Linked DNA regions of Homo sapiens: region 2 is linked to region 1. A link is a loop called in an ENCODE intact Hi-C map of the cell type or tissue named here. Cell type or tissue: endothelial cell of umbilical vein. All regions are shown on one strand.

What was found. Peaks named below come from ENCODE experiments on the same cell type or tissue, not always from the same donor. Only the 100,000 strongest peaks of a DNase experiment are listed, where the experiment ranks them.
Region 2: a loop joins it to region 1, with 3 times the contacts of the local background. A loop is called at or near these places in 2 of 110 quality-filtered maps.

Annotation. Positions count from the first base shown.
Region 1 is chr4:65,501,409-65,503,908 of GRCh38, reverse strand. All of the region lies in intron 3 of EPHA5 (EPH receptor A5), which reads left to right. Among named protein-coding and RNA genes, the nearest start is that of EPHA5-AS1, 170 kb to the left of the region's middle. In endothelial cell of umbilical vein, no CTCF peak of the experiment used is centred here; no DNase peak of the experiment used is centred here; H3K27ac peaks cover 1,677 bases.
Region 2 is chr4:65,651,016-65,653,515 of GRCh38, reverse strand. The region is part of intron 1 of EPHA5 (EPH receptor A5); the gene reads left to right. Among named protein-coding and RNA genes, the nearest start is that of EPHA5-AS1, 18 kb to the left of the region's middle. In endothelial cell of umbilical vein, no CTCF peak of the experiment used is centred here; no DNase peak of the experiment used is centred here; H3K27ac peaks cover 189 bases.

The sequences.
Region 1 (2,500 bases):
ATCACACACATGAATGCTATTAAAATTGTCTTGAATGACTTTTTAAAAATGTGTATGTTAATATTAAACACCATTAAGCAATTAGTGTGTTTCTAAATATGTGACGGGTAATGTATAAGTGATTGCCACACAACTAAGTTATTTAATGACACAATGGTAAGAAAAATGTCTTAATTATATTTGTATATTCCATGTTCAGTACAGTTCATGGCAGGAAATTCTGATTTATTACATATTGTAGATGAATGAATATGTAACCAAATTTATTTTATGTTTCATTTATAAATATTATATTATCTTTGAATTTCTGCCAATATTTGGTGAGCATAAATTAAAAATACATTGTATTGAGAGATTTAATGATTTTTCAATAGTATTCCTGTCCTTTTCTTATGTAATATTCTAATGTTACAATTAGCCTTATTGTTTTCAATCATTTAAACTTACATTCTAGTTAGCCAGTTAACCCTAGATTCTCAAGTAGGACCTATTTCCTGTTTCTGTTTGATATTATTCAAGAGACGTTGCCAAATTTTAGAGCTCGTAGTTTAAATTTATTTTAATTGTATCAATGTTTTAACCTAATAACAACTTTCATACTGAGAAGACATTTTTAAAAAATAATTTCAAATTGTCTCTTAGATTCAGGGGTTACATGTACAGGTTTGTTGGTACACGGATATATTACGTGATGGTGAGATTTGGGATACCATGATCCCATCACTCAGGTAGTGAACATAGTACCCAACAGTTAGCTTTTCATCCCTGACTCAACTTCCTTCCTCCTTCTTCCCTCTAGTAGTGCCTAGAGTCTATTGTTGCCATCTTTATGTTCATGGGTACACAAAGTTTAGCTCCCACTTATAAGTGAGAATATGTTGTATTTGGTTTTCTGTTCCTGCATCAGTTCACTTAGGATAATAGCTTCCAGTCACATCCATGTTGCTGCAAAGGACATGATTTTGTTCTTTTTTTATGGTTGTGTAGTATTCCATGCGGTACTTGTACCACATCTTCTTTATCCAGTCCACCATTGGTGGAAACCTAGGTTGATTCATGCCTTTGCTATTTAATACTACACCATTGATATTGATTAGTACTGCACTGATCATATGAACACATATATCTTTTTGTCAGAACAACTTATTTTCTTTTGGATATACCCAGTAATAGAATCACTGGGTTGAGTAATAGTTCTGTTTTCAGTTATTTGAGAAATCTCCAAACTGCTTTCCATAGTGATGAACTAATTACATTCCAACCAACAGTGTATAAGCATTTCCTTTTCTCCACAGCCTCACCATCATCTGTTGTTTTCTGACTTTTAAATAATGACCATAGTGACTATTGTGAGATGGTATCTCATTGTGGTTTTGATTTGCATCTCTCCGATTGGTGATGTAGAGCATTTTTTTCATGTTTGTTGACTGTATCTTTTCTTTTGAGAAGTGTTTGTTCATGTATTTTGCCTGCTTTTTAATGGGGCTATATATTTTTTTTTTGCTTGTTTAATTGTTTAAGTTCCTTAGGGAGTCTGGATATTAGATCTTTGTCAGATGCATAGTTTGCAATTTTTTTTCATTCTGCAGGTTGTCTGTTTACTTTGCTAATAGTTTTTCTTGCTGTGCAGAAGCTCTTTAGTTTACTTAGATCCCGCTTTTCATTTTTGTTTTTGTTACAATTGCTTGTAAAGACTTAGTCATACATTCTTTTTTTCAAAGTCAATGTCTAGAATGGTGTTTCCTAATGTTTTCTTCTAGGATTTTTATAGTTTGAGACATGAAATTTAAGTCTTTAGTTCATCTTGAATTAATTTTTGTACATAGTAAAATGTAGGGGTTTAGTTTCATTCTTCTGCATATAGCTAGCCAGCTATCCCAGCACCATTTATTGAATGGGAAGTTTTTCCCCTATTGCTTATTTTTGTTGGCTTTGTAAAAGATCAAAAGGTTGTAGGTGTGCAGTTTTATTCTGGATTCTCTATTATGTTCCATTCGTTTATGTGTCTGTTTTTCTACCAGTACCGTGCTATTTCACTTACTGGAACCTTATACTGTATTTTGAAGTTGGGTAATGTAATGCCACTCACTTTGTTCCTTTTGGCTTAAGATTACTTCAGCTATTTGGGCGCATTTTGTTTCCATATGAATTTTGGAAAAGTTTTTTCTGATTCTGTGAAAATGATATCAGTAGTTTAATAGAAATAGTATTGAATCTGTACATTGGTTTGCGTAGTATGGCATTTTAATGATGTTGATTCCTCTGATCCATAAGTATGGAATGTTTTTCCATTTGTTTGTGTCACCTACGATTTCTTTCAATAGTGTTTTGTAGTTATTCTTGTATATATCTTTCACCTCCTTGGTTCAATGTATTCCTAGGTATTTTATTCTTTTTGTGGCTATTGTGAATGGGGCATTCTCGATTTGGCTCTCAGCTTGAATGTTATGGATATATCGAAATGCTACTGATTTTTATACATTGATTTTGCATCCTGAAG
Region 2 (2,500 bases), 150 kb before region 1:
TTAGTTCTGAGTACTAAAATGTTTGTGATCAGCCACCTAAAATCATTTGGCACAATATTTGTACTTTGTTAGTATTTTTGTCTGTGTTACTTTATATTTTGACTAGTTTTTAATGATAAAACATTAACCAAAGATTTAAAAATTTTAGATAAAAATCATTATGTAGGGTTTACATTAATATTAAATTTTGACTAAACTGCAAGGCTGACATGAATGTCAGCAAAAATTTGGGTCACTTCTCCTTTTACATCAGGAGTACTAGGTCATCAAGTTGTTTGTTTATTTTTGGTATGTGCCATCACTTTAAAATAGAGACTATGAGTTTGTGTGACTTTCTGTCTCCTGTAATCCTCATTTATCCTCCCCTGAAGTCTGGAAAGCTAATGATTATATAGGTTGTTTTTAAGTTTGGTATAATTCACTTAAGCATTAGGGGTAATTAAGAACTAAGGTAAGCATCCCTTCAAAACAAAGAATCAGCTTTGCTTACATTTTTTTAAATTCTATTTTAATATAGTAGTTTTTAGTGTACCTTTTGCCTGTTTAGGACAAATGCTATCCTATTTTGCCCCCATTAACATGCTTAAAGCAAAGTGAGTAACAAAATAAAAAAATAAGAAAAGAGGGTTCATTATTACTTTGTTGCTTTCTCATTTGCTTTCTGGAATCTTGTAACTTATTTTTGAAAATTTGATTAGAAAATGTGATTTTTCCAGGAAAACCTAATGTCTGTTCTATTTAGATTGATATGCCTGAAGATTTTCATCTGATATACAATAAAATTGAAGCATTATGGTGATGCTGGCTTCTGTAACATAAGATTTTCAGTAATTGATCTCATAAAATTCATTGATATGTAGGATTAAGTGGTTCAAAAGAGTGAACCTTTGTATTTCACCAGTCAAACGTTGGGGCGAGTATGATATAGATACAAGAGAAAGAGCTTTGGAGTTAGATATACTTGGATTTAGATTTCAGCTATATGCTTATTAGCTCTGGGACCTTGGGCTCTTGCCCTATTAGTGTTTTTCAACTTCCATTTCCTCATCTGTAAAATGGGCAAAATAATATACTAAAAGACAATTGTTAGGATTAAGTGATATAATGTATATTAAGTACAGAAACATATAATTTTAGTTTCAGTCACTGATGTTACAGACCTGAGGACTGAGGCCCTCAAAGTAAAATTATTTCCTCAAGGTCACACAGTAGCAGAACTGGAACCATAGAACTAATGAGTATTCTCTATGCAATGAAGCATTCCCAAAGTGAATTGTGAATATGCACATTTATTTCCAGTAGTGAGGACTTGACAATGTTTTGTTTTTGAAAGAAACAGCCTCATATTATCTATATACATAGTAGGGTGGAATTAAGCTGCTTTATGTGAAGTATTTTGTGATGTAAAGATTTTCAAGCTTCTTATATCATCTAATGTTGGCTTTTCTTTTTAGAATAAAAACAATATGTAAGATTATACAAGTTTGGTTAGCATACCTGACAAGGTAGCCACCGAAAACCATATGGTGTTGCTCTTTTCATGCAATATGTTCTGTGAATATAGCAGACTGCTCATTAGTCATAATTTAGCTGTCAGTAGACTACTGTATGAGCTCTGCCTTAACACTTTGTACAGACGAACCAGTGGATACTGTTTCTGAATTCTTTTCTGCCATCTCCCTGGGTTTACACTTTTTTAGGCTATTAACAATTCAAAACACTTGGTATACATTTCGGATTGATTTTTGCTTCCATCATAGTCATATGCTTTATGGTATGAATATTCTACTGCTTAACTTTTGAAGAGCAATGTCTATAACATCTTTGTGGTGATGAAAAATACTTTGGGGTAAAATAAATAAAGATGAAAATATTTTGAAATAAAAAAGGCACTCATTATTTGCAGTAAACAATTAAGCATAATATTAAGCTAAAGGAAAAATAAAAGTCATCTCTTTTAGGAATCATTTCAAAGATAATGTGAAAATTTAAGTGACTAGTTTTTAAATGTCATTAGAATTCTGTGAATACAATTTTTGGAAGTATTAACATCATGGAAGGAGAATAGACACTGGAACGGAGACATAGGTTTGCCTTCAAGCTCTGCCACTTACAAGTTGTATCAGTTAGTATGTCTTCCTCTTCAAATAACAGCAAATAACTTCCCTACTGGATTAAGCAACAACATTGATTTTTCCCACATAAAAGCAATTCCTGAGAGAGGCAAGTTTCAAGTTTAGATGGATTAACAACTCTATGATATAATTTGGAACCAGATACTTCCCATCCCTTCACTCTGCCAACCTTAATCTGAAAGCTTTGCTCCCCTGCTGATTCTACTTATTTTCTCTCGATGACTGTATCAGTTCCAGGAAATACATCCATTCCCAGCAACATCAAAGGCAGTCAGGAGTTTTCTTTACTAATATTTTCTACCTAAATTCCCTTCCTTTGCAGATCCCCTTCACAGATCACTGGAGAGAACTGAATCAATAGTGGG